3 separate regions of the Mus musculus genome follow, and regions 1 and 2 are each linked to region 3. The links are chromatin loops, found by intact Hi-C in ENCODE. Cell type or tissue: heart. All regions are shown on one strand. Each heading gives the region's core, and the rest is flanking DNA. Links, peaks and the distances in the headings are about the cores only. Region 1 overlaps Palld (palladin, cytoskeletal associated protein). Region 2 overlaps Palld (palladin, cytoskeletal associated protein). Region 3 overlaps Palld (palladin, cytoskeletal associated protein).

What was found. A loop is a pair of places that touch in the nucleus more often than their neighbours do. Peaks named below come from ENCODE experiments on the same cell type or tissue, not always from the same donor. Only the 100,000 strongest peaks of a DNase experiment are listed, where the experiment ranks them.
Region 1: a loop joins it to region 3, with 5 times the contacts of the local background. A loop is called at or near these places in 28 of 42 quality-filtered maps.
Region 2: a loop joins it to region 3, with 2.2 times the contacts of the local background. A loop is called at or near these places in 2 of 42 quality-filtered maps.

What each region holds. Positions count from the first base shown.
Region 1 is chr8:61,696,146-61,706,234 of GRCm38, forward strand. It overlaps Palld (palladin, cytoskeletal associated protein), which reads right to left. Exons shown (of 22, transcript NM_001293772.2): 7 at 6,957-7,098; 8 at 6,025-6,048. Among named protein-coding and RNA genes, the nearest start is that of Gm51576, 16 kb to the left of the region's middle. In heart, for the core only: CTCF peaks have their summits at 2,993 (motif pointing right) and 4,343 (motif pointing right); no DNase peak of the experiment used is centred there; H3K27ac peaks cover 309 bases.
Region 2 is chr8:61,753,331-61,763,419 of GRCm38, forward strand. The region is part of intron 2 of Palld (palladin, cytoskeletal associated protein); the gene reads right to left. Among named protein-coding and RNA genes, the nearest start is that of Gm51576, 73 kb to the left of the region's middle. In heart, for the core only: CTCF peaks have their summits at 4,420 (motif pointing left) and 6,729; no DNase peak of the experiment used is centred there; H3K4me3 peaks cover 2,776 bases; H3K27ac peaks cover 2,406 bases.
Region 3 is chr8:61,869,412-61,879,500 of GRCm38, forward strand. It overlaps Palld (palladin, cytoskeletal associated protein), which reads right to left. Exons shown (of 22, transcript NM_001293772.2): 2 at 7,502-8,504. The coding sequence starts at 8,430. Among named protein-coding and RNA genes, the nearest start is that of Palld, 28 kb to the right of the region's middle. In heart, for the core only: CTCF peaks have their summits at 4,798 and 6,052 (motif pointing left); no DNase peak of the experiment used is centred there; H3K27ac peaks cover 622 bases.

The DNA of each region.
Region 1 (10,089 bases), core at 950-8,949, 170 kb before region 3:
TCTTGCTTGCTTGTGCATGTTGGGGTGAGAAGTGTTTTGATAGAATATCTTCCTCAGTTGCTCTCTCATTTTTTGAGATGGGGTCTTTCATTGAATCTACTGATCCCTGACTGGCTAGACTGGCTGGCTAATACACCTAAGGGATTTGCCTAGTTCCAGTACTAGTTTTGGGCTTACAGACAAGCCCAGCAGTTGGGTGGATGCTGGGGAGTCTGAAGTAAAGGGCTCAGGCTTGCTCAGAAAGTGCTTTACTGAATGAGCTATCTCTGCAGCAACAAGGGAAGTTTTTGAATCATTTCTTTGACAATGCCTTCCTCCTCTGTCTTTCCTCCCTCCTGCTGGAATCACAGTTATATATTATGTCTCTTATTCTGTCTCTGCATTTTCTACTTTTCTACCCTGTTCTGTTAGACTTTGTATGTGTATGTGTACGTGTGTGTGTGTGTGTGTGTGTGTGTGTGTACTCTGTAGCCCATTTCCTCAACTTTTGTGTCTGCTACCTTTTCTTTCATTTCAAAACCTTATTTTCAAAAAGGCAGGTTGAGATACAATCACTGCCTTAATATATTAGCATTTTTTTACAGTTATCTAAGCCAACAGATAAGCCAACTAGCTCCATGAAATTAGGTCATTATTCCCATAGAACTTCATAACTTACATCGGAACAAATTAAATACTGCTAGGAAATCACACAGGCATTAAAGGAAAAATTACTCCTTTATCCTTAAATAACCACAGTTGCATTTGAATGGGTGTGAGCATTAGCTGGGGGCTATACAACCCTTTGCAGTCAGACTGGATATTGCAAAGCTCATTTCCAGACAGATTTTCAGAAATCCTGGTTGTTTGTCACATGCTTACCAAATTCTCAGTTGTACAAAAACAATGTGTTGTCACATAGAACAAAAGGATGTTGACCCAATGTTTAAAATTATGAATATTTTTAGCTAGTTGTTACATTCTATCTGTCAGACATTAAGTGTCAAGGTGTTTATGTCAAAAATGTCAGACCTTTGACATACCCCTGATGGTGTGGAGAGACACCTTGCATATCCTGTCATATAAGGGAGGGTGTCGCTCCTGTATGGGAGACACAGGTTGTATACAGGCTGGTTTTCTCTTACACAACTACTATTTTAACCCAAGATGTAATCTTAACTGTGTGCAACTGACTGGCTTCAGTAAGCATCTACATAGTTTCCCATTCACAGCTCAGTCCTTAGGACAGCCAACCACTGGACTTTCCCTCATACTCTGAAGCACACAGTCAACACACAGACAAAGGTCTAGGATTACACTGCTACGTAGAGAGAGATCTTGAAAAAGGAGATAACAAGTCTTATTTTATTTTGTTTTGTTTTTTTCCAAGACAGTGTTTCTCTTTTGGAACTCACTCTGTAGATGAGGCTGACCTCAAACTCACAGAGATCCACCTGCCTCTGCTTCCTGAGTGCTGTGCTTTTCTTGCAGAGGGCTGGGGTTCAGTATCTAACACTGAGGCAGCTCACAACAGCCTGTAACTACATCTCCAGGAGACCTTATGGTCTCTTTTAGACTCCTGAGGCACCAACACACATGTGTATTTATGTATGTACGTATATAGACACACATACATGTAAATAAATCTTTTAAAAGAAAGTGGATACATTGTGTGCGCGTGTGACACACAGAGAGAGAGAGACAGAGAGAGAGAGACCCACTTTTTTGTGGCTTTCATTTCACATGCCATTAGACCATTAGGCAATGCTATAGAAGCGACTCAAGACCGTCTGTGGCTGTTCCCAGACAGCTGAGTAACGGCTGGAGTATTAACATCTGTGAATGAGTCTTCATCCTCTTACCCCAGATTAGTCTTTGAAGGATCCAATCAGGGTAAAGCTAGAATGTCAAAAAAAAAAAAAAAAAAAAAAAAAAAAAAGGCAGCCTGGCAGGTAACATGATGAACCAATGCTGGTCTTAAGAAAGCTGACTCGCTTTTAATTCACAAACCAGGCTGAGAAGATTTGTGATGAAGCTGACTCCTGTCTAGACAGAGAGGGGAGTGCAAAACACATTAGACAGACACAGCACAGTAGTGACAAGAAAAACCTGTTCCAGTTGCTCAAATGCACAGGGCAAGGAATCAGCTTGTTCCTCCTTTAGCTCAATGTGTAATCCTAATGGACCCATATCTACATCCCAGGGAATTCCAGCTTTATTTTTAGAGCCTTAAAGTGCCTTCCTTACCCATGAATAATAAAGGCAGTGAGAAAGAAACTGGGTAAGAAGGATGAGGGAGTTGGTGGAGAAAGGGGAAAGGAAGGGTGTAGGACAGAGAGAGACAGAGACAAGAGATCAGGAAAGAACAACCATATCAGAGGAAGGGAAGGGAGAGTCATAAAAATCTCTTTAAATATTGTCCTGGATTTCAAAGGCTGTTTGTGTTTTAGCATTTGGAAAACATCATGGGCTGAGCCTATAAAATTTATCTCTTGCCTCAGATGTTCCGTAGCCATGTGTGTTTTTCTCTTTCTACTTAACAGTGGTTAAGATATAGATATCAGAGAAGGCAGCCCCTACATTCATCCTCTGTAGATGAGTATACTGGTGACTGGCTCGATCTAGTAATCAATCAGGCTATTTAAGAAGATAAGTCGTTTAAACAAACACACACACACACACACACACACACACACACACAGACACATACACACATACTCCCATGATATGTAAAGATGCATCTCTGAGTTGGTTAGTATGGGCATGTGTACATGTGTGCATGTCTGTAGAAAATAGAGGTTGACATTGGGTGTCTTTCTTTGATTTCTTTCCACACTATTTGTCTTTCTGCCTGTCTTTCTGTCTGTGTATGTATGTATCTATGTATCATTTATTTACATTTTTAAAGATTGATTTACCTTCATTTTATATGTACCATAGAATAAAAATGTAAGTGCACTATGTGTATGCACTGATACTTTAAAATAAGCGCACCATGTGTATGGAATGCTGGTGGAGGCCAGAAGAGGGCACTGTAACTGCTGGGAACAGACGTTACAAATGGATATGAGCCATTGTGTGATAGGCAGGAGACAAAGCAGGCTTTTCTGCAAAAACAGCAATTGTTCTTAACCTTCACTTGTTTTGAAATAGGCTCTCTCACAACACAACACAACACAACACAACACAACACAACACAACACAAGGGAAACATTTGGAAGTTAAAAAAAAAACCCTCACACTTCATTTTGTTAGGTATGTTCAACTTTGCTTAAATACAAATATGTCTTAAAATAGACTTTTTTGTTTTGATTTTTTAATTTATACTCTGTCCAACTCATAAAAGCAGTCATGTGACTAGTCACATTTATGGGGTTTTTGTTGTTCTTGTTTAAAAAGCTATGATCATGAGTTTTTATTTAATACTGCATAACAAGTGTAGAGTTCCCAAAGTGGAATGTATTAGTGTTTCACTGGGACAATGAAAGGAATGTTTCCAGTTGTTGTGGTAAATATGATGGTGGCGAACGTCTCAGAGACCAGGGGAAGTTTGTCTTCTTTTTAATAGTTCCCAGCTACATCTTTTTCTTACATTGACAAATTTTCTCAAAATATTTCTCTGCCAAGGTACACTTGCTTTTAGCAGATGCTGTTATTATGGTTGGGATGGGGGATTCTCTTGTCTTAAAATACTTTCAGATATAATTAAAGGGAGGAGAAAAATGAGGAATTCGGCAAACATGATAAGGAAAATCTTGTGTGCACTGTCAAGCCGTTGAGCTGAAGATGAGCGCCTTGCATGTCCTTAGCCTTCAGCTAGGACACCACGGTACCACCACACTCATCCAAGAGACATTCAAGCAAGTTCTACAGGACTGGAGCATCCAGAACAAATTTTATTAAGTAACTCATGATTGAACTTTTATTTGTTAAAGCAAAACAAGCTGTAACTGGAGTACTAAGACTGTCTATGGGAGGGGTCGTGAGGGAATGGGGCAGCGGTGGGAGTTGTTTCCATTAGCTTTTTTCATCTGAACTTACTTGTTGGCAGAATAACCTGACTGTTTTCTTTTCCTTTTTGGTGTGTGTGTGTGTGTGTGTGTGTGTGTGTGTGTGTGTATGTATATGTGTGTGTGTGTATGCATCTGTGTGATCTGTGTGTTTGTTAGTATGGGCATGTGCATGTCTGTAGAAAGTAGAGGTTGACATTGGATATCTTTCCTTGATTACTATTATTTGATTATTTATTTATTTATTTATTTATTTATTTATTTATTTTTAAAATTATTTACCTTCATTTTACATGTATCAGGGTTTGGCTTGCACCTAAGTGCACCATGTGTGTGAAATGACTGTGGAGGCCAGCAGAGGGCACTGTAACTACTGGAACAGAAGTTACAAATGGCTATGAGCTGCTATGTGAGCCAAACCAGTGTCTTCAGCAAGGACACCGAGTGCTTTTAGCCCTTGCATCCTTACCTACTCCTGCTACCCTTAGGTTTTTTTGAAACAGACTCTCTCACCAAATCTCATGGACTTGGCTGGGCTAATTGAGCAGTGGAGTTTAGGAATCCATCTTTTTCTGCCCTGCCCAGCCCATCAATGAGTGACAGTCACCATGCTGGCCTTTACTTTTTATATGCATTGTGTGACACACAGACGTTCCATACACTGGGGACCTAGCAAGTTTACACAAAGACATATCACAAGTAAAACACAAAGCGGTCTCTTTCCACATCGTGGAAAGTGACAGCAGTTTTTGAAGTGGTAGCCCCCACACTGAATGGGGTGGCATGCTCTAGTTGTAACTCAGAACCACTAGGTCAATTCCAGTCCTTCCCGAAGGATGTTAAGAATCAACCTTTCAACTTCCAGTTCTAAATGAAGAACACTCTGCTCTTAACGACCTGATACTCAGATGTGACAGGCTCAGGGGCAGGACAGTATCATGCCCTGTTATAGCTAACTGGGAACCTTAAAATTCTCAGGCAAGGGTCAGGGCAGGGCCATAGCTCCCAAGGCACGTTTGGCAGGATCCGCTTGCCGCCGCAGCAGAAGCATGAACAGCAGAACAGCAGAAACAGGAAAACGACATGTTTTTCTAACCTCTGTGAAGAAATAGTGGACTGTGTCTTTGCTGATGGGAAAAATACAAAAGAAAACAATCTTGGGGGTGGGGTGGGGGTGCACACTATGAGATACCTGGACACACAGTTTTTTTGGTCCGTGGGGACTCATAAATATACAAGAGGTCAAAGGCAGAGGAGAAGTCAGCCCCCACACTCTTGGATAACAGAGCACTTGGGTGAGGTCAGATGACCTGGTAATGAAGAGAGCTCCCAGGACACGCTGACTTTCTTCAAGCTTATGGAACAGTAAAAGTTTATGGCTTCAGCAGTAGACAGCAATGCCTCAAGGCTCACTCTGTCATTCCACTAAAGCCCTCAGTCAGGCACATTCTAAGCTATGCTGTCTTCTTTAAAAAAAAAAATCAGTTATTTTATTTATTTATATCCCAAATGCTACCCCCTCCTAGTTTCCCCCCTCAAAGAGTTCTTCCATCTCCCTTCTCCCTCTCTTTCACCTCTGAGAGGGTGCCCCCTCAAGTGTCCCCCCCACCCTGGAGTATCAAGTCTCTACAGGATTAGGTGCTCTCAAAGACTGGGTGACCAACCAAAGAGCCATGGAGTCTTACAGTGTGTTTTGGTCAGCAAAAGCCTAGCCTGCCGCAAATTTCTCTGTTCTACTGGATCGTCAGAAAGTTTTCCTTTTGGATCACGAGTCTGAGAATAAAACACTGTATTTGAAAAAGCCGTCTGTCGCCAAGCCCAATGCGCTTGTCTGAGCAGCATGGTTTACTAATAAAGACGAGGAAGGTTGCAGTGCACAGACCCTGTGATAAAGAAGACATTGTTTTCAAGATGGTTTTGTGTTTCTGAGGAACTGCAAATACATCATTTAGTGTGGTGTGTGGCTTTCGAATAGAGACAAAGACTCCCTGAAAACCAAAAGATACATTACCCCCCAATAGCAGAAAACTCTTACCGGGTTCAGCTGTCGATCTGGGTTCTGTTTATGTGAGAAAGGGAAAAGAAGGGGGGATAGCATTAGAACAGGGCCTCAGCGACAACTAACCCCTTTGCTCCCGCTGCTTTGCTTAGGCTACATGTGCAGAAATGTCACGGACCACCTCTGTATAGGAAGGCAGCAGCCACTCAGCTTTTATTTCCATGCGTACAGAAACACTGTGCACTGGGAAGTGTGACCCAGTGCAGTTCCTGACAACTTGGGAACCTCTTAAAATGATTTGTCCAACGATGTGAGTAGGTGGGACTTTTTCATTCTAAAGAAAAGGCCTACGGATCTCATCCACTTCAAAGGAGTGCCTGTGGTTTGTTGGTTGGTTTGTTTTATTCTTCCATAAAAATGAGGTAGACCAATTCTTTTGTGTATTTCACAAGTAGCATTTTGGAAGAGGTTGTGGGGCAAATTTCAGCATTAAGGGCTAACCCTATGAATATCTTGAACCAAAAAGAACATGTACTCTGGCCCTTTTAATGCAGGGAGAGTCCTACCATTTAACAAACAATGCAGGAGAAGTTTGAGGGCATGGCTGAAAGAAATCAGTATTTTACTTAGGCATTTCAGCTGAGAAGCTTCCTAGCACCACATGACCACACTATTGTTACCAAGAATCTGTACAGAAGGCTGAACTAGGGAGATGGCACACACATTGGCGTTTGATCTGTAGAGGAGCAACCACAGAAGGTCTTTTGATCTCACATTTACAAGGAGATGTGAGGAAGGGGAGGGGACAGAGAGGTGTTGCGTTACATTCATTTATTCCCTGCGCATTTTGGACTATCTAGTCTCATTCCACATTGAGAATACAAAACAGCTCATGTAAGTCCTTTTTAGTTCTCTTGAAATCAGAGAAAACCCAACCAAAACTTGGGACAACGGACACCTCTCCTTACTTTTCTGGAGAATTCTGAAGTCCGGAGAGTCTTGGATCTCACTTCCTTGCCGGAACCACTGGACCTGCAGCGGGGGTGCCCCTCGGACTCTGCATTCCAGCACCACCACCTGGCCCTCGGAGGCTGCTGTGTTCTGTAGTTCCTGAAATTCAAGAAGCAAGTGACCCTCTCAGACTTCACGCCTCCTTAAATCACCTCACAATAGGGAAGAAAGATGCCAAACCTTAGACAAAACCCCAGAGGAACAAAACATCCACAAAGGGGTTATCAGAAAAGAATCGCTGCAGTCTCAGGCAGGGGTGAATTCCTTTAAATCCATTGGTCACCAGCTTTTCACAATCTCTGGGTCATGAGATCAGACAGGTTTACCATAAGGCCTGTGGCACCTTTGGGGCTGTTTACAGATTTGTACGGCCCCTTTCTTGTTTGTGGGATTTGATGGTAACAGCTGCCGCTTTCCTTTATCTACATTTAGAAGCAAGCTGGCGGAATGCAAGGCTTCCAAACAATTATATTCCAAATGACTACAGATACTCAGGGAAGCCAGATTAGGAGAAAAGACTCATTTGTTTTGGCAGGCTCCCACCCTTTCACGTGCTCCCTGTCACCCCTGCCTTACCAGCTTCCTACATCAGGTTCACGAAGCTAAGAGATTTGGCATTTTTTCATTTCAAGATTCTGAGTTGAATAATACAACCCGCTGCAGGGCTGCAGGGCTGCAGGGCTGCACTTTTTCCTTATTGACCTTGGCTTCCGCCTCTCTTACTAACTTGTCTTTACCCAACTCCAACTGCAGGCTAATACATTTTTATGATGCAGAAGATAAGTTAATTTAACTTTATGGATGCAAAGGGGTGAAGTTTTTGTACTTGTTATTAAATGCCAGAATGCTAACAATTTCCTTACATATGTCCTCTCCCTACCTTCCCCCGTTGAGATTAACTAGTGATAGGAGCTATTCACTCATTCAGACTCTTTAATAATTTGACCAGACTTAGGCTTCCTAGATTTACATACCCTATAAGGTGTGTCAGTCCTTTGAAATAATTAAGTACGATTTAAAAAAACAAAAACAAAACCAAAAAAACCCTTACCTATAAACAAGCTAATGGACAGACTTCAACAGGAAGTGTGTGGACTTTGGGCAGTTTTGTTTTGTTTTGTTTTGTGTTTTAAGGGTCTGGGGGAGTAACAGTGAGTCACAAATCTTACAGCAAACGGGAAAAAGTAAAAGTAGTATGTGATTTAGCAAATGTTCCTTGCGTAGGGTGTGTGCTAAAGCACTGTGCATAGTCTAAAAGCCTATAGTATTTTCCTATCAATTATTAAAGTAGAAGAATGATGTCTGGATTTGGACAGTAAGGAGAATGTGTGTGTGTGTGTGTGTGTGTGTGTGTGTGTGTGTGTGTGTGTAAATGAAAAGTTTAAGGTTATCAGCTACTGGGGTTGGAGCTGTAGAGTCGATGGAAGAGCGCTTACTTACTACGCTTGAAATCTCATTTAAAAATTTTCAGCACAGACAGAAGTAGATGCTGGATGATCACAACCTTAAAGTGATCCTCAGCTATATTGAGGATGTGAGGCTATCCTGGGCTACCTGAGACTTATTCTTAAAAAAAAATCAACTAATGATTGCATTCTTTTTTCCATTTGTGTTTTAAAGTGCAACAAGTCGCTGGGCTTTGAATCTCTTTTCATGTTTTACTATATTTGTTTATTCACTGTGTGTGGGACTGGGGTATACACATGCCAGAGCATAACTCAAGGGAGTTGGTTCTCTCCTTCTACCATGTGGGTCCTAGGGAATAAACTCAGGCTTGGTTAAAAAAAAAGTGCCTTTATCAGATGGGACATGATGCTAGCCCTAGAAAATCTCTGACTTTTAAGTAAATGTTTTGTAGTTCATGAATGTAGCCAGAGATGAGTTAATTTAGTGTTTCAGAGCACAGTGTGCGGTCCAGCTTTCTATGAGCCAACCTATGAAATATCTCCAGGAAGCTAGTTCTGGTATATAACAAATGACACCCAAATATTTTTCATGTTTAAGCTTTTAGGCATCAAAGGAGATTAGATTTATTCCTAAAACCATGTGGCTTTTTCCCTTTGTGTTTAAAAGCAAGAGAAATAGCAAAAGCACAGATGCCTACCGATAAAGGGCAACAGAAATGTATGCTTGCTCCTAGACTTCAGTTCCAGCTTGCCTTCTACTGTAGTGAGAGGCATGCACATGTGTACACAAAGACACGGACACAAAGACACACAGACACAAAGACACACACACAAAGACACACACAAAGACACATACATACAAAGACACAAACACACAACGACACACACACAAAGACACATACACACAAAGACACAAACACACAACGACACACACACAAACACACACACACAGGCACATGCATCATAGATGGTTAAGCCCAGTAAGCCATTAAAACAAACAAGGAGGAGCCCTCAGAATGATGAGAATCAACCTTCAGAAGCTGTGCTTAGCCATCTGAATCATAATTCAGTGTGGAATCTGGGCGCCCTGGATGCTTCCGGCTCCATATGAAGACCTGTCAACACAGATCATGTTCACTTGGCACTGTGGTTCCCTGGAAGGGTCTAAGGAAAGAACAGCCCTCTGGAGTAGCCATCCAGTGACCATCCTTGTTACCCATGCTGGGAATCTTTAGAGAAACACGAGGAAATAGATGGAGGTACTCCTTTGATAGGAAGAGTCCCCTTGCCATGCACTGTCACTGCCATGCACAAGAGGAATGCCAGAGAATCAGTGTGATGAGTCCAAGTGTCATCTGAGTTAAGAGCAGGTGCAGGGTCATTGTCTAAACCTGCTCCACTAAAGCCTAGCCTAAAAAGGATGCTGCAGACCACAGAGGGAAGCTGCTTAAAGGGAAAAGGAGAAAGCAGTTGCAGGGAGGAGATGTATCCAGCAGAAAGCAGGCATGCCACACCAGGCACCAGGTTAGAGGGTGGAGATGCACACACCGCTTCCACACACTCTCTGCCTTTCATTTCTTAAAAAAGCAACATATATTAAAAATCGTATTTCCCAGCCATGTTGTTAGTACACAGAACAGTTCATGATTTGATTTATATGTGTGGTAATTATGGTGGTAGTGGT
Region 2 (10,089 bases), core at 1,302-9,301, 120 kb before region 3:
TGAAAGAAGGCCAAGGGACCTCTTTAGTCCTTCCTCTATGTGCGAATATAATGAGAAACACCACATTATGAGCAGACCATTCATTCACTCACCATCAGGTCTTCCTGAATCTTTGTCATGGAGTTCCCATCTCAGCTGTGAATGATAAATTTCTGTTGCCATCCAGTCTGGGATATTTTGCTATAACAACCTAACCAGACTAAGACTGACTGAGATGAAGCTTTAGTTAAAGGACTGCAAAGATGTTAAGGAAAACAGATCTTAGTTAAAGGACAAAGCAGACCCTAGGTTATAGTCTAGACTCAAAATAGATGAGATCACTCCAGGGACTGTCACTTGTAACCAAGAGTGTCAGGGGCACTGTTCATGTAGGGAAAGATATTCACTTCTTCATAGTCCTAAAGGTTTGAAAGCACTGAACATTGAAGCTAGATAGTTGTTTTCTGTTTAGGTTGGGAATGGAATTGAGACAAAACAGGAAGAGATTATAAATGACTTTATAGCTTTAAGAAATGGCCTGAACCTGGACTCTTCCTAATGATGCAAACTAATTTTTATGTAGCCCATTGACCGTTATTCCAGGACTAATTTCTAAGGAATATCAAACATTAATGTGGGCATAGTTAGCCCATTTCATAGGTGAGTGGGTGAGGCTTAGAGTACATAGTGCTTACCTAAGCCAATCAGAGAGTTGTAATAGTGACTTACATCTGTCTGCAAAGTCACTGTCCTGCTTATAACATCAATTTCTTGGAAATGGAACAGGAAGGTCATGGACAAATGATTAATGTTTTGAAGATTATAGCTAAGATTGATGAGCAAGATATGATTAAGTCTGGTTGCTGGTCATTTTCTAACATGGTGGGTGGACTCTAACTGGTGGTTCTGGCTACTGAGAGCCATGCTGGGACACAAGGAAGACATTTTAAGGTGCTCAGAGGCAGCGTATTAAAGTGAAGTCCCTTCTCATTCTCTCTGCACCACATCCATCAGTACAAACCAACCAAGAACAAGTGGAGCATAGTGTCCTGCTTGCCCCTCCCATCAGATAAAGAGGGCTCTATCTCTTTGAACAGAAATGTTCCCATTCCTTTTTCAATCACCATATCCTCCAGGAGCCGTTAGTAATTCTAAAGCTCCTAATTCTCCCTGTCTTGTAATTCTTTCCTACCCATAAGGTGTGTTAGTGATTCTTTTACTTTAGATCTTGACAAAGTGTTAGTTATTATTATCATTATTATTAAGATGGGGTCTTATATAGCCAAGACTTGCCTTGAATTCTTTATATAACCAAGGATGCCCTTGAATTTCTGATCTTTCTTCCTCCACTTCCTAAGTGCTAAGATTATAGGTATATACACCATGCCTGGTTTATGCAGAGCCAGCTATTGAATCCAGGGCTTTGAGAACGTTCGGGAAGCACTCTACCAACTTGTAGAGAGAATATCTTATGCCTGTATGCATGTGGCACCGTCAACAGTAAAGCTGCATGCCTATGGCGTAGGCAGGAAATAGGAGGTGGAACACCTGAGAGGCAGAAAGGGTTCTGGGATAGTGCCAAGTGTGTCAGATTCACCCAGGAAGATGCGACAGAGTTCAGACACATGGTGCTTGAGCACAGGTAACCCGCTATGTGGCAGAATGTAGATTAGAATAAATGGGTTATTTTAAATCATGACCTAGTCAGAGAAGAGCCTAGCTGTATGGCCAAGATATTTGTAAATATATTTTAAGTCAGAGTCTTATTTCTGGGAGCATGGGGCTGGGAGGAAGACCCACCTAACTTTTATTACAACAGAGCCGCACCCTTAGCCCCTCAATGCTCACCTCTACTAAGGCAAGACCCAAACTTCAGAGAGTTCAGAGTTCCCACTGAGCACTGGCATGTCACTTTTTCTCATTCCTCACTGTGTTCTGTGTTTAGACACTCTCCTGGGCCAGGCTTCTTTCTGCACTTGGTTGTAAGAAAAAGGGCTTTATTTTCCTTTCAAAATAGTCGACAGAGGCCTGCTGGAAGTGAGGAATATGACTAAGTGATTTCTTAAAGTCCTTTCCAGCCAGTGATTCATCAGACACAGAATTTTAACTTGGACTGGTCTACTGGTATTCTGAGCCAAATGTCTCATTTCTGCAAATGAGGAGAGTGAGGTCTGTAGAGGTCAAGAGTTGTGGGGGGCTGCCTGCTACAGTGGAAAGAATATGGGACTTGACGTTTACAGAGGTCTGAGTTTGAGACCAAATACCAACAGTGACTTGCTGTGTGACCTTGAAAACATCAATAACCCCCGTACCTTACTCCAGTTTCCACAACTGTACAGTAGAGATAACGCCACCTTCTCTGTTTGCTGTCTAGTGTCAGCCTAAGGACACTACATCTAAGAACAGGATAAAACATAGTTCAAACCTGCCCCCTATGTTAAAATTTTAATGTAATCTGTCCAAGGTTACTTGGTGGCAAACAGAATCAGCATCTTCAGTTCCAGTGTCACTTAATTCTCATCATCCAGTATGTCTCCTCAATGTTTTTCCCATAAGCCATCATGCTAATCCGATCTCCATGTGCTTTCTTTTAAGCTGCTTACTGCACATAGGCCCCAACTGTAGGACTCCAGATTGGCTTAGCCAGACTGCAGAGCACCAAGTTGTTAGAGACATCTCAAGCAGCCTTCCATTATCTTGTAGTGATGGCTCTCAGATGCCAAGCTCATGATGGCCAGCCGATGGGTTGAGTTCCCAAGTGAGCTTTCTAGGTAGCTTAGCTTCTTCAACCAGATTCATAACATCAAGCCGGAACATGAGCGCTGTCTTCTGATTAGCACTGAGTGGACTACCAGGTTCGAGCACATACTTTGGATTAAAACAGAATGGATGTAACCAGCAGAATGAAGTAATACCAGGCATTCATACTGGAGAGAGATTTGGGAACTTGCTCGGTGGTGATAGCTGGTTGACAGCACCAATCTGCGATAGCTTGCTTAGAAGGGGGTGGTAGATTGATCTCACAAATGAAACATGGGTCCAAGGTTATGTGTTTCCAAGGACCACTAATGAGAAGAGGTCACTGGTCTCTGAGCTCATTCACCATTATTTGTGAATTAGGAAAGATTACATGTTTCGTTTGGCTCCACTATTAATCACAGGGTATACTGAATCCTCAGGAGGCTGACCCAAATCATTTCTTCCACTTATCAAGTAACATGTACCTCCACAAAGACATTCTGTGACCTTCTGTTCAACCTGCCTTTGCTTCTTGTGTAACTGATTCTCCTCCAGACTTAGTATTGGAGATCCTTCTTCCATATATTGGGAAGAGTGGGACTGCTTCTTTAACAATGAGCCAACGAGTGCAGCCAGCAGATTCACGTTCCCCTGTCCTTTTGAGCATGAAAAAGTTTAACAATTTCCAGAAATAAGGGGAAGGTCAAGCTTACAATCAATAGGGAATATTGCCTTTTGCCATGAGCCAGAAAAAAAGAAAAAAAGAAAAAAAAAACCTGAGGTGGGGGAGGGGCCACCTTGAGCCAGTTCAGGCAACAATTTCTATGTTAAAAAAGAAGTTGAAGTTGGAGCCATGTGGTCTCCAAAGTAGTAAAATATATTTTCTTACCCTACACTTCATGTGCCCATAACCTTCCTTTTAAATCATCTCTAACCAGCCTCAAATCACTCTGACCGCAAATCATTTGGTGGCTTTGGTCTCCAGGCAATGGAATGTGCTGGAGCAGACAGGGAGTCGGGGAGTAGCTACCAAGTGCGCTCTGAGGGAGCTCCCACCCCCACCCACCCTAGCCCCTACCCCCCAGGCGTATGGACCTCAGCAAGAGCCTTAAACGTTCTACACTGAGATAGCACATGACATCATAGCGCAATCATTCCAGAAACACACACACACACACACACACACACACACACACACACTCACACAAAACTGCAAGGGTTGCAGAACAGCAAACGCAATATGACACAAACCACAGAGGGCAGATGGAGCCCAAGAACAGTTTTCCTTATGAAAACATTCACAAATACCACAGGCAGACTGGCAGAGGCAGGTTTAATTACATTCACAGAAACTCATTGTGTCCATCAGCACCGCCAACTTCAGGGCTGACCAACGAATGGGAGGTCACTCACTGAGGCTGTCCTGGAAATGGGACAGCCAGGAGAGCCTGAAGTTCTATGTCCAGGTGTCTTAATGAGCACGTGAGGAGTAGAGTGGACCCAACTGTAGCAAATGCTCAATAGCCCTTGACGAGAATTCTAAGGGACCCAGAGCTTTGTAGTAACCTGTCTTTAAATGTATAACTGAGGAGTTAAGAACAGCCCAAGGTGTGAGAAATCAATTATTCAATTCATGATTAATTTACGAGACACTTAGCTAAGCTGTCCCAGGCACAAATAAAGCTCTTGCGACTGCCATCTGCTGTCACATCAGAAGAGCCGGCCGTGTGTGCTGCAAGTGCAACTGGATCTTTGCTTATTTTTATTTATTTATTTAAAGGAGCTTTCAAAGCGTTAAGTATACAGTCTTTGGAGGGATGGTGAATGCATGAGCGAGCGAGCCTGTAGGCACCTCTGGGAAACAAAGTTTAACATACACTGGCTAAGTATGATTAAGGCTTGAGAGGGAAACATGTTCCAAATAAAAGTGCTATTTTAGTGTACCTAGCTATCGTTTTACTGTTTTACAGCTGTTGCTAAAGTGAGCATTTTCAAGGAGGCTCTGCAGAACTTCTAGGAGACAAGAAGGATATGTTTAAATGGCCCCCCGAGAACTTTCTAATTTTAGCCCTACAGAATCATCACTGCCAACTCTAGTCAAGGTAGATTTGTAGTGGGAGGGGCAAAGGACCCAGAAAAATCAAGAAACAAACAGACAAACTGCAAACAAACACTGTCATGTTGAAGGTAGGTCTTGTTCCTTAAGGGACCAGGACAAAGAAGCATAGCAACTATAGACGTGTGTGTCTACCAGCTATAATCTTCTCTGAGACATAGTATTTTACATCCTGGTAGTGCGTGCAGCAGCAATCTTTTCATCAGATAACCTAAGGATAACTGCTCATTTCAGCTGGTTGGGGGGTGGGGGCAGCCCAAATGCATGCTGGTCATATCTTTCTGTAATTTCTAAAACAATGGCAGGGAGAAAGGCAAGATTCTGGGTTACTGAAAATAATCTTTCAGCCATTATTCCAGCAGTTATAAACTAGGACTTTTAAAATTTATTTATTTAATTGCTGGGGTCAGAAGAGATTTCCCATGGATTTATCAGCAACAGAAATAAACACGCATTTTGCTGAGTCTACTTAGAAGTGTTAAAAAGGGTTACTGAAAGTCTGTTTTCATCCTGTGGTTAGGAATTCAATGTGCCTTGCTAGGATGGCAAGCTACATTCCAGTATCCCGATGATTCTGTCAATGATAATGATATCATCAGAATATTAAAAAAAAAAAAAAAAAAAGCTATCTTTGGAGAACTGTCCCTTTCTCACATGGTCCTCTGTCAGGCCTTTTGGGCACCACACTCCACTCTTGCCCTTTATCAGTAGCCTACCACTAGCAGAGGTGACCTCAGAATCCCATCTGGCTTGTCAGGTGCCAGGCTCTGTATCTGGGCTTTTGATAGAAGTAGATTGTAGGAATCTGCATTTCGCTAAAAGAAATGCTGGTTGCTTCTAGAAGCGATCTTTTCCAGAATCCCCCCCCCCGCCCCCCAATACTTGTAAAAGCATAACGAGTAGTAGGAATGGGGGAAGGCCAGCTTTTCTGTTCTCAGTCTTTCCATGGTAGAGGAGTCATCAGGAATGTATTCCTCCCTATTGTATTCTGCCGGCCACTTGTTCCCTAGAACCACAGCCAACTGCATGCTAACTAATGAGAGAGGGACTCCGTCCAAAGGGCTTCCAAGAGAGAAAGGGAGCTGAGAAAGTAGCTTTAGATTCTGCTAGACAAAGGACTGCAATCGAGTGAGATCCAAGAAAACAAACAACTTTTAGGAGATTGAAGGAGAGCGGTGGGGGTTGGGGGTGGGTGGGTGGGGGGAGTAAAAACCACCCAGATTTTTCAAGAGGAAAAAAAAAAAAGGCAATCTCAAACTTTCCCTGAGATAAAGTGTTTCCAGCTAGAACTCATTCAGCTCGCTGAGTAGCTCAGCCTGTCAGAAGGGGCTTTCGTTGTCAAAGTTTCCTTCCAATTCAGCCAGGGATGGAGCGGATGACAAACTAGACGAAAATCCAACCCAAAGTGCTCCAGGGGTGTGCAGAGTAAGAAAGTAGCGTTTTTAAAAATGGGGATGGGGTGGACAAAGAGGGCAGAGATGTAACCTCACGCCCTTCTCCCCTCCCCCACCCAACCCTAACAACGGAGAAGTCTGGCGAATAGGACCCTCTGCCCGAGCCCCTTAAGGGGTTTGGAGGGATCCGGAGGGCCATGCGTAGCACCACGGGCTCTGCATCTGTAGAACGCGGCCACTTACACCACTTACCAACTGGGCACCAAATACGCTCTGTACACCCCGCCGAAGAAGCTCTTCTGGGCTCTTTCGGATCCCGCCAGCTGTCCGAGTGCAACTTTTTAGGCTCGAGATTGCGGGTGCGGGAAAATGCACAGGCAGCAGAGCCGCCTTGCGCAGGGCTCCCGGCAGCCTACGGTGGAGAGGAGGACGTGGGTCCCGGTCCCGTCACCGGAGCCAGGCAGCTGGACTGCAGCCGCGCGAGTGCACCGCGTCTGCAGAGGGGCGCGTGTGCGCCGAGTGTGTGCGAGTGAGCGAGAGGAAGAGAGAGAGAGGTAGAAAAGGATCTGGGGCTGCTGGGGAGGGGGAGAGGGCGAGGGTGTGTCCTGGGCAGGAATGTTGCTAATGTCCAGAAATAACGCCCCTCTCTACTGTCCTGCTTACACGTCCGAAGGCTTTTGTTTGGACCGGGGTGGGCAAATCACAATTACACACCACTGAAGTGACAAGGTAGTCCCAGCCACAAGCAAGTTCCAAAGCAAGCCACCAGGCCAGCTTCAGCTTAAAGCCTTTCCTAGACACCTCTCTACTCATTTCACAAAGACAGCCTCTCTGCACACCTGGGGCCTTGGTAACTAGGCGACAGGGACTCCCATCTTCACCTGCCTTATATCCACTTCCATGAGAGGGTGTCTTTCCACGATCCCGTGTGTGTCCCTCTGTCTAAATGAAATCTCTCTCGCAAGTCTATACATTAACCCCATGTCACACAGGGAACCCTTAGGAAAGAGAATGTGGAGAATAAATCTGGTTTTTGTTCCTTTTTTTTTTTTTTTTTTTTTTTTTTTTTTTTTTTGATGTTGAACAAGTCTGCCATTAATCAAGGCTGTCCCTCAGCATCCAAGCTGCGATTCACTGAGAGTGAGCATGTTCCCTGGCTGGCTTCTCCTGCAGTTCTTCCTCATTGCATCAGGTCACAGCAACTCAGGCACTACAAGGATGGATATAACTGAGAAACAATAGGAAAATCCACACCAACCACTTAAGAAAACCCCACTACTTGCCAGCCAGCATCTCCCTGGCAGACTAGATTTAACACACGGGAGGAGCTGACCTCACCACATACTGTGTTCCCAATCTTCCCATCCCAGAATCAGCCTGCCCAAGACACAGCCATCCAGGTTTGGATTTAGAAATTTGAAGAAGAAACTCATGAGGGACTAATAAAGTTATTAATTCAACTAGAGTCCATAAAATATCAAAGGCATGACAGATTCTTGAAGTCAATTAGAAGACTTATCAGAACATGTGCTCCAAAAATAGTCATCCTGAGAGGTCCAACCAGAGACAGCAAGAGACATGTTTGGAAGTAAACATGTGGAAAGAGTGCGGTCCATCTCTAGTTCACATTTATTATCCTAAGGAAGTGATGGCTCATGAAATACTGTTTTTTTCCCCTTCCTTATTAAAATTTCCCCTTCCTTTGGGAATCATTGTCAAGTTAATAAGGCTGAGGTTGCTTTTCAATGGGAAGATATTCTGGGTTTGGCAAGTTCAGTCTCTTCTTGTGGTCTTTCTATTTTTTTGTCTCTAGGCTCGAACTAGAGACTTTTCCTGGGATCGCTGAGTAAGAGACAAACGTTGCTTCTCCAAAATGTAGCAAGGGGATCAGCGAACTCTGGAGTTTCACTGGCTTCTTCCTCCTCTCCAGAAGGGGTGGTTAGAAGCCCCTTTCCTCTGCTAATCAGAAAGGCACTGTGTTAATTAAAGGCACAGGCTAAAACAAAAGGTTCTTGGCATGTGGTCACCCTAAGAAGAATAATAAATATGGCCCAGGGGTCCATACGTGTTGAAAAGGTTAACAGTTTAGACTTTGGAAATGCAGCCCCAGTCAAAGATGGCGACCTTTCTAGGTCCCTTTGTGTGAGTGTGGATGAGAATGAAGGTTGGATGGAATCTGCTGTTCCCCATTTCCTGTGTCCAAGGAGCTACCCTGTGGGTACAGCTCTTAGGTGCCTGACATTCACGGAAGCTCTGGCTCTTATCTCTATAATCAGTCATCTGCTTAAGCTCCAGATGGGAACTTTGCCACTGCTACACATTCTGCAGTTTCATATATCCGGAGAGAGGGTGTGAGTGATGTCTCAGCGTGTGGCCCACGGAGCACTCAGGACTGGCCAGAAGGGTGGTGAGCTTGTTGAAAATGCAAATTCCTGAACTCTCCTCACATCTATTGTTAAAATTTTTGTCTGGGAATCATAACATCAGCAACTTCTTAAAGAAGAAGAAGGAGGAGGAGAAGGAGGGGAGGAAAGAAAGAAAGAAAGAAAGACAGACAGACAGACAGACAGACAGACAGACAGAAAGAAAGAAAGAAAGAAAGAAAGAAAGAAAATAATGAATACCAGGGTATGGTAGAGCACACTGTTAATCCCAATGCTCAGGAAGCAGAGGCAGGAAGATCTCTGTGAGTTCAAGGCAGCCTGTTTAACATGTGAGTTCTAGGACCATCAGGACTACATAGAGATCCTGTCTCACTCGACTAAAATAATTAATATTGGAATAAGCAACAATTCACATAATTTAAATTATCACAAATGTACTACATCCTTCCACAGAATAATGGTCGTATTATTTTTTCCTGTAGGCTACCAGATTTCTTTAAGTACATTGATACCAGAAACACATTCTGTTTTCTCACTTAAAAAAAAAAATATGGAGGGCTGTAGCTACTCTTTAGGCAAAGTATTACAAGCTTGAAATTGGCTCCTCCTCCCACCGTGGCATTTATACTTAGGAAGAGAGGCATAAAGCAGAACCAAAACAATTGTCTTAGGGTTCTCTGCTATGATGAGCCACCATGACCAAAGCAACCAGGGGAGGAAAGGGGTTATTCAGCTTACACTTCCATGTCACTGCTCATCATCAGAAGTCAGGCAGGAACACAAACACAGCAGGAACCCAAAGGCAAGAGCTGATGCAGAGGCCATGGAGGGTTGCTGCTTACTGGTTTGTTCTCATGGCTTTCTCAGCCTGCTTTCTTGTAGAACCCAGGCCCACTGGCTCAGGGCTGGCATTTCCCACAATGGTCTAGGCACTTTTTCCCCTCTCAGTCACTAACTAAGAAAATGCCGTACACATTTGCCTACAGCCAAATCTTATGGAGGCATTTTTTTTTTTTCAATTGAGGTTCCCATCTCTCCAATGACTCTAGCCTGTGTTACACTGACATCAAAGTAGCCAGCACAAACATATATAAGAAGATGATATGCTGAAGCATGATAGGAACAGCTGAGAAGAGTATAACAAGATCGTGACATGGTTAGGGTGTTTTGGTTGAGAAAGTGACATTTGAACAAAGACTTGATGAAAGTGAGCTTTGGGATTAATTGGTGAAGTCGGAGCCAGCAAGTGCAGAGGCCTGAGTGGTGGCGTGTGGAATGCAATGTGAGGAATGGCAGAGAGGGGACTTAATGCAGAATGTCACCAGAAGTGGCACAGGCAGTGGGAAATTCAGACTGTACCTCTTTTCTTTTAGTTTCTGGCCAGTGTATGTGGATGTAGTACGCCAGCATGTATGTATATGTTCAGAGGTTGATGTCTTCAGTCTTTCTCAACTGTTCTTTACCTTATATATTGAAG
Region 3 (10,089 bases), core at 1,328-9,327:
GAAAAGGAACAGTGTATATGTGTGTGTGTGTGTGTGTGTGTGTAAGACCCACTCTATCCAATTCATGTTGCTAGACATCAAGACATTTTTGTGATAGTTTTCTTCTGGTGCTGGGGACTGAACTCAGGGCCCTGAATGTGCTGGGTAGATGTTTTTTTTTTTTTTTCTGAGTTTTATGTACCTGACTCTTCTTGGTGGTTTTTCTGGACTAAATTGTGCACAGTGCATAGATAGTACAAATAGTAAAAAAAAAAAAAAAAAAAAAAAAAAAAAAAAAAAAAAAAAGTCAGTAGTTTTTAATGTTACCCATAAAAACAGCAATTCACACATCTTAAGATACAAAATACTATGAACACAACTGAAGCCCCTTGCTTCTTTGTCTCTGTGGCTAGTGTCATCTTTAATGTAACATTTGACATTCTTGTGTATTAGTCTGTATCCTGACTACTTCAGTTGTTCTTGAAAGTTACTTTGAGGAAAACATTTATTTGTTTTGTTTTGTTTTGTTAGGTATTTTCCTCATTTACATTTCCAATGCTATCCCAAAAGTCCCCCATACCCACCCCCCCCAATCCCCTACCCACCCACTCCCCCTTTTTGGCCCTGGGGTTCCCCTGCACTGAGGTATATAAAGTTTGCAAGTCCAAAGGGCCTCTCTTTCCAGTGATGGCTGACTAGGCCATCTTTTGATACATAGTAGCTAGAGACAAGAGCTCTGGGGTAGTGGTTAGTTCATATTGTTGTTCCACCTATAGGGTTGCAGTTCCCTTTAGCTCCTTGGGTACTTTCTCTAGCTCCTCCATTGGGTGCCGTGTGACCCATCCAATAGCTGGCTGTGAGCATCCACTTCTGTGTTTGCTAGGCCCCGGCATAGTCTCACAAGAGACAGCTATATCTGGGTCCTTTCAGCAAAATCTTGCTAGTGTATGCAATGGTGTCAGCATTTGGACGTTGATTATGGGATGGATCCCTGGATATGGCAATCACTAGATGGTCCATCCTTTTGCCATAGCTCCAAATTTTGTCTCTGTAACTCCTTCCATGGGTGTTTTGTTCCAATTTCTAGGAAGGGGCAAAGTGTCCACACTTTGTTCTTGCAAGTTGTATATATTCATGAGGCCAGGCTGGCCTCAATCCCCCTTTTGCTATGAATTAACCCCCCAGCTTCCACTGCCTGTGTGTTTGTTGGTTAGTTGGCATGTTTGTTCATTTTCCAGTGCTGGGTATCAAACCCTGGGCTTTGCGCACGTTAACCAAGCACTTTGCTAACTAAGCCACTGCGTTCTTCTTTTGAACTTGCTCACTCTTAGTTGGTATTTTGTTTTTGAGTTTCAGATCTGATAAATCCACCTCTGGTCTATTCATTATGGATATATCACGAATTAATTTGTTCATTTATTTTTATAGCTTTTTCAGTTTTATTGAGAATATAAGGGCAGCATTTTCTTCCAGGCATATATACCTTGAAGTGGAATCTACACCTAGAGTCATTCAACATATATTTATTGATCACCTGTTATATGTCAGGTGCCATTTTAGATCCCTGACACCAATAAGTGAAAAAAATTAGTAAGTCCTTATACTCAAGGATTTTTAATTCTATTGAAGGAAATGGATAGTACAATTAAACCAGTAATCCATGGTATGTCATAAAAGTTTATGGAGAAAACTGCCAGATAGTGGAATTGTGTAGTGAGGGGGCAGGACCCCTCCCTACCCCTTTTAACATAGTAGATATAGAAAGCCATACCCTAAAGATACTTTAAGGAAAAATACGAAGAAAGAACTTTCCATGCAGAAGGGGCAGAAGGCACAGAGGCCTCTGATGAGGGAGGTGCAGTAAGGTCCCACGGTGGCTGATGTGGGATCTTCAATGGCAAGAAGCAGGGGATAAGTGAAGCAGAGAAGACCTTATTAGTACCTGCCAGGACAGTGTATTTTATTTCACTTTGTTCCAGCTAAGAAGTCACTGCATGCAGTGGTGTGCTGACAGTTCACTGAAAAGAACTATGCTGAGTGTCATGTGACTCAGATGAGCAAAGGTAGGCCCAAGGAGGTCTGTTAGAGGCAATGCTAGTATCTGAGCCAGGGGATGAAGCTTAGAGTGGAGCATGCTTGCAGTGATGGAGTGAAGAATCAGACACAGAGATCTGAAATGGAGAAGCAACTGAGTTGTTGGATGAACCAGAGATGGGGTTGAGAACAAGTGCGGTCAAGGTGACTGTCATAATTTTTTCTTGAACTTCTAGAAAGGAAGTCTAGACATTTTACATTAGATATCGACAGAGATGTGATGTAAAGGTTTCATGTGTGTACATCTTATACTCACTGGTTATCCTAAAACTGGGCTCCAAAATTTTGTATAACTCTGTGCCCTACTGTAGTAACACCAAATGTAATTGTCGATTATTTTTATTTTGATATGTATGTACATTCTCAACGTTGACTACCCTTGGAATAATCTTGGGCTAAGCCATCTGTACCTTCACCTTTATAATCTCCTGGCTATGGCATGATTGCCATATTATCCCAAACCATCACAGTTCATACAGATAGTCTTACTAAGATAAATATCCGTGGTCTGCTTTATTTATTATGATTATTCTTGAGGGATCGCAAATATCCACAGACTGGGCTGTATTGATTTCACATGGATACTGTTGTTGCTTTGACTTTTGATGAGGATCAAAGTCTTGTTCACATAAACTACGTGGGGGCACTAAAGGTGCTGAGTTTTAATTATAAAAAGAAAGAATTGAATTAATTGCAATTGCATATATCAAATAAAACTTGACAAGGCTAATAAGGATGACCTAATAGGCATCTGTTAGGAGGAACTGTGTCTGGAATATTAAAGCAGATGACGGATTCTTTTCACTTTGGTAGTTGAGTGTTTGAAAGTATTTTCCCTTTCATAAATGTATACATCCACCTCACAATTATCTGAATATGAAAGTGTGTAGACCACTCCTCCTAACTAGAAGGCTTAGCTTTCTTTACAGCTATTATGCAGAGAATATGAACACTCTTTTAACATGTATGTTAGCTGATGATTGTTCATGGATTGAAGATAAAGAGGCACAACCATGAAAACTGTGGATTTCTTTATATAGAAAATATCATACTATCATCTCTTTGAAAATATTTGGACTATGATTTCCTCCATACCTTGATTTTTATAGATGGTAGTTCCCCTCACTTCTACTTCTGGAGGTTGCCAGAGAGCCAGACACAGCAGTTCAGAAATAAGGACAGTGGTGGGACCTTCTTATGGACCAGACTGCATAAGGAATAAAAATCCCTGACGTACATTCTAGGCTCTGTGATTAATTAACCATTTTTTATTACTTGGTGTTTTATTATACAGTTTCATATCTAGGGCCTCTTAAATTTAGGTGGTTAAAAAGATAAAATTTCCATTAAAAATACTTTTAAATGCAGACGTGTAGGCCAAGTCTGGTGGCATACGCTTTAATCCCAGCACTAAGGAAGCCGAGGCAGGCGAATCTCTGTGAGTTTGTGGCCAGTCTGGCCCTATGTAGCTCTGCATAGTGAGTTCCAGGACAGCCAGAGCTACATAGTGGGGCTCAGTCTCAGAAGAAGAAGAAAGGAGATGAGGAGGAAGAAGACAAGGAAAAGGAGGAAGACGCCCTTTTATAATACCAAAGCCATGTTGCTTTGAGACTAAACTTTGCTGTCCAGTCCAGACTGATCTAAAAGTCAAGATCACTGTGCTTCTATCCTCCCAGTGCCAGGTTTATAGGTAGGCGCCACAACCCACATTCAGGAACTAGTTATCCACTCAAAGGCTGAGTGCGCAGAAGACCAAGAAAGGTGAGTGGTGTCAGGTTCCCTGCCCCTAGGCCCCTCTAAAGACTGAAAAAGGAGGGCCATTAGAACAGGACATGAATGGAGCAACAGATGATGTAACAGTTCACCTTGTATGAGACAGGAGAAACGGCTCAGAGGTTAGGAGTGCTTGCGGCTCAATCAGGAGGACTACAGTTCACATCCTATCAGATGGCACACAAAGTCTTCAATGATGTCTTTTTGGCCTCTGGGGGCCACTGCACACACATGTGCACATACAGTTACAGAGAGACATACTCACACAAATAAATACAAGCACACATGTTCACAAATACATAGAAATTTTGAAAAAATTTAAACAAAATTGATAGCAAATAATTTATATACATATTGTATATAAATTATTTGTTATATATACATGTGTATATGTATATCTATCTATCTACCTAACTCTATCTATCTCTCTATCTATCTTCTCTTTCCTTTAACTGTTGAGATTGTTTTCTGGGTATGTAAGAATAAAGGAGGGAAGGAACTCTGCTTTCACATTTTTTTTTGTGACATTTGGGGACAGTGCTTATGTTTAAAGTAGGAATGCCTTGAAATGACTGGTTTGTCTTCTCATTACTGTTCCTCCCATTTCTCCTTTTATCTGGGGCTACTTTATCTAATTTATTAGTTTGGTGATGCTCAGGGTTTTCTTCTGTTTTGATTTTTAAAGACAGAGACTCACCATATAGCCCTGGCTGGCCTGAAACTCATTACGTCCACCAGTCTGGCCTTGAACTCAAAGGAGATCTGCTTCCCATTGCTGGGATTAAAGGCTTGTGCTACCAAGTCTGGCCTGCGGCTTTGGAGCAGTCTCTGTCTTGGCCTTACTTAAGGACCTCTAAGCTAGCAGTAAGTAGCCTAGCCATGCAGTTGTAGGAAGTTGTTTCCTGATCCGGGCCACCGCACAAACGCAGTCACTAAACGTTGGCCTCATGGCGGCGCCAGAGCTGAATGTGTTCCTTGGGCTGAGCCTGAGTCCTCCTGAAACCCAGGTCTTGCTGCTCACTGGCTTATACTATTGACAAGTGAAGTTTCTCCTCGTGTTCTAGTCCCTACCTCAAGATCCTGCCACCTGCTGCCATACCTGCCAACCGTGCATTCTTTCCTCTGGTTGGCCACCCAGGCACACCCTGTCCCTTCCCAGGATAGCTGCCAGCCACCCAATACTATGCGCCTCTGTGTTTATCAAGCATTATCTTTTGAGCTTTTGCCCACTGATTGCTTCAGATTCCTTGACACTCCCTTCCTCTCCATAAGACAACCAACTACTTCTAGATCCTTAGAAGGTGTCCTGCCGATGAGGAGCTAGGTCTCACTAATATGTAGGTCAGTAGGTCCCTGAATGGATGCAGGATGAGCCAGTTTCTCACGCTCCAGCGCGAGCACTTTTTATTAAAGATTTCCTTCCTTACACAAAATTGTCTTCACAGAAGGTTTTCCGCTAAGACCATCATGTCTCACGTGGTCAATAAAGTTGAATGCTCATGAAGTTTGATATATTTCCAAATGCATGATCAAGATGACCAAGATCCCTCAAACAGGAATGAAAACAACCCTCATCTCCCCGACCTCGTGTATTTATAGTCGTCTTCTTAAAGCAAAACAAAACAAAAACAAACCCTAAAGGATATAAAGGTTAAGTAAACAATGAGCAATGAAGCATTTTTACCAAAGATTTAATGACTGTTTACCATGTCAAATGAACATTGGTCATTGATTTTAGTACACTGAAATAATTAATAATACTATGCTACTAACCAAATGTCTAAACCTACTGTCCCCAGCTGTCCTCAAGAAGCCTGGGCATGATTTTGATGGCCCACTGTGTTATCAAACGACTAAGTGAACCTTAACAAGGAATCATGCCTGCTCATTTGATTGGGTCCTTTGGTGCTGAGTGGAGTGATTTCAGTCAGTTTTGACATGTTATACATTTGCTACTGGGTTCCACTTGCAAGAGACTGTTTTGTACATAAATGTAAATTGAACCATAAAGTTTCAAAGTCAGTAACATTGTTTTGCACATACATATATTCCTCACCGATCATTTGCTCCTAAAATTGATAGGTTTTTTTAAAAAAAAAAAACCAAAACAGAATCTGAAAGAAAGCATTACATTCTTCTGGAAAACAGAATCCAGAACCATGTGTCTGAGCAAACACATTAAGAAGGTTTTTACCGCCCCCTGCTGTTCGTTTCTTAAAATAGCAAGCATTACAGTAAAAGCTGACAGTGTAAACTAGCTAGTGAATAATAGTGAATTTATTCTAAGCAATGATTGTGAAATCCATGCCAGCGATGTGTGCATGAGCTCACACAGGAAGGAAAAACGCATGAGGTCTGTTTTGACCTTGTGTAGCTGACCTTGTCCATTTCATTCTTTTCCTAAACTAAATTATTGGAACTTGCTTTTAAACATTTATATAATGCCAGGCATGGTGGCGCACGCCTTTAATCCCAGCACTTGGGAGGCAGAGGCAGGTAGATTTCTGAGTTCGAGGCCAGCTTGGTCTACAAAGTGAGTTCCAGGACAGCCAGGGCTACACAGAGAAACCCTGTCTCAAACAACAACAACAACAACAACAACAACAACAAAACAATTGCATTCACATAAACATTTATATAGATTGGATAAAACATTCAAATAACCCAATGGATGCCCATCTTTGTAGTCTAATCCTGACTTGCAATTAAGAAATTAGACACGCTGAAGAGCCTGGGTAATGATAGCTACAAGGCCACAGCAAGGCATTATTGTTTTACATATGGTTTAATTCAGACATCATAGAATAGAATGTGATTCCTTATTACATTTTCATCTCATGGTTGAAGACAGCAAGTCTCAAAAGCCTCTTGTTTTAAGAGACGAGTCCGAGGAAGATCCCTGACTGTAAGCCCTGCAATCCTGTAAGCCCTGTAAGGTCCCTCTCTTAAACGTTTATTGTACGGGAGAAGGTATACAGCCTATAACTTAGAAAGAAGAATTTAAAAGAATCATAATGGGCATGTGGGGTGCTTTTGGGCTCCAGGTATGCACTCAATTCGCTGTCATCTTTGGCTATGCCCTGTGGCTAAGCATAGAAAACCAACCTGCTGTGCTATGGACTTGGTTCATTGTTCTCCTACATAGAAATTCTGCCTACTCTGGTTGCTACACTTTGGAGATGCAGGTGTGTGTTTGTCTCTCACTAATAAGGCATACTAACCCATTCCTTAGACTGGATGTCTATTTTAGGATTTATCTATGCTTGATTTCTGTACACTGTCATCTCTGTTCCTCTGGATAACTGTAGCTTTAGGATAATTTTTTACCTTTTTCAGTGACTCATGACTAAAACCACTCACTTTTCTTCATACTTTGGATAAACCATTTTGATATTTTACACTCCCTAGGCTCTGTAAAATCTGCACTCCTATATAACAGCTGGTTTTTCTCATTGCCTCTTCAAGTGACGGCAAAACCTGCCCCACCTGGGACACCTAGTGGTGTTGGCTATTTGGCCCGCTTTTGATTTAGCAGATTTTTGAGCAAATCTACTGCAGAGACCACAGGACGCACAATCCATGAAATTTCTCGTCTCCCTTGAAGTCACACCGGAAGTCAATAAAATCACGTTACATTCGTAATAAGAGTTCTTACCTGACCCTGGGCGTTGGGTTTCCTGTGACTCTACACTCCAAATAAACTCTGCTTCCTTCAGCAACTTCTTGGCTCCTCAGTTTCTGGATGAACCTAGGTGCAGTTGGCAAGTGGCGGGCTTTCTGGGGCTGTGGGTGCGGGATGTGAGCGAGTGGCAAGGTCTCTTCCGAGGCCTGGTGGGCCTGGTAGCAAAGGCTGCCCTGGGCTTGCTTGACTTCTGCGTCCATCTCCAGTTGATCTAGCTGGTCTGCAGTGGGGCTCTGACTGGCTGAGGCACTCATCAGGGCTGATGGCTGATTTTTAGGAGACAGATACCCACTGTCTGGTGATGAGGACTCACCATTTGGGCTTCTGTTCCTTGGCTTTGCCGCTTCTCTAAATATGGAGGTCAGTTCCTCGATGAAACTAGCCGCCTTGTCGCACAGTTGGCTCTGGGGGCCAGCCTTGCTTTGCTGGGCAGTTTTGGGCTTTGAACTTGGATTGGGATTTTTTGCACCTCGTTTTTCAGCCTTGCGGAGGCTCCGGATGTAGCTGGGGCTGGCCAGCAGGGGTGATACCCCGGGTTTTCTCTTTGAACCTGGGGAAGTGATCCTTTCAGCTTGATCTCCTGTTAGAGGCTGGACAGGTGCTCGCCTGCTATCCTGAGGTCGTTCTGAGGAAGTCTGCTTGCCTGATTTCGGCTCCTCATGGGAAGGAGTTTCGCAGAGGCTTATGGGAGACTTGCTGAAAATCTGCGAGATCTCCTTCTCAGAGTCAAAATCTTCAGTTTCAGAGCTGTCTATAGCTCTGCGTGCCAGGTCAAGGCTTTTATTTATTTCTTCCTGGCTGAGGAAAGCAGAGAGGCCTGGAAAGAAGTCAGCACTTTTGCCCTCTTCCTGCACGTCTGATAAGGAGTCATAGAAGGAGTCGTGGGAGGAAGTCTCTGACATATTTGAGCAATCTCCACACACTCGTTGCTTGTAGCAGGAAGGCTGGAGGCACAGGAAACCTGTGTCCTTGCTTTCTGAAAGACAACACAGAATCTTCATCACTGCTAATCACCCCTCTCCTGATTTTTTTTTTTTACATATCGCTAGTAACAACAAATTGGAAGAAACATTAAGATGAACCAATATAGCAATCTTCTTCTATAAATTGGAAGAAAGACCAAATATTTGTGGGCTTACAACTTACAACTCGTTAAGCATTTATTTTAGGTTTTCAACGTAGCGTCTTACTGTGTAGCTCAGCCTGGCCTTAAACACACAATCTTCTTATCTCTGTTTCTAGGTCTGAGAGCTATAGGCTGGGTTACAATGCCTGGCATGGCTTGTAATTGTAGGCTGACATGCTCGCTGTAACTACTACCAAATGATACAAGGAGAGGAGGATGCTTCCAGCGGCTCCACAGTGGACACATAGGGGGCTGTTTTGTGTGCCTTTCTTCACCACAAAGCTCATTGGTGGTCTCAATGCAGCAAAGAGTAACTCTGACTGTCCTAGTTTGGTTTCTGTTACTGAGATCAATACTATGAGCAGAAGCAACTTGGGAAGAAAAGGTTTTTTTTTTTTTTTTTTTTTGGTTTATAGGTTACCATCCATCATGGAGGGAGCCAAGGCAGGGTCTCATGCAGGAACCCAGGGGGTGGGGGGGGGGAGGAGCTAAAGCAGAGACCATGAAGGGATGCTGCTTACTGGCTTGCTCCCCATGCTTGCTCAGCTCACTTTTTTATACAACTCAGGAGCACCTGCCCAGTGGTAGCACTGCCCACAGTGGGCTAAGCGTTTTCACATCAATCATAGAACAAGAACAGGACCCCGGACATGCCCACAGGACAATCTGATGGAGTCCATTTCTCAATTGAGTTGCTTTTCACAGGTGGCTCTGGTTTGTGTTAGGATGACAAAAGGCAACCAGTACACTGATTTTATTCGCATTATCCTAATCCACCACTGGCAAATGAACAATCTCAGATTTCCCTCATTTAATTACTATAAATAGAAAGATTAAGTATTGTGTTTATCAGTTATGGTGTATTTATTTATTTATGTCTCAATAAACTGTCTCAACCTTTATGTGCAGTCACATCATGTATATGCATTCATTCATTCATTCGACATAATTATAACAGGTAGCAATAACCACATCCTAACTTTCAGGTGCTGAGAGTACATGTCTGCTCCATACTAAGTATTCCCAAACGGTTCTCTAAAAGACAGGGTGTATAAATGTATTGTGTTTTTAACTTTGTGGCTGAAGCACTTCTCTTATAGTTATTAGATGGCATGTTAGCATGAAGCCAGCCATACATAAGATATAAATTAATTAGCACGACTATGTCACTTTATTTGTGGACACCGATTCTTAAATGTTAATCTTTAAAAGTTGTAATATTCTGGTTTTGTTTTTATTTGGAGATATGTGTAACCATGTAGTTCAGGTTGACTTTGGCCTTGAACTTGTGAAGTTCTCCAGCCTCAGTCTATGAAAAGAGTTGGCATTAAAGACATGTGCAATGTGCACACACGTGCATATACTTGTTTATGAGCACATGCAGGTGGCCTCATAGTTATACTAGAGTGTTGGGGTACACTGTGTGGTATGTCTC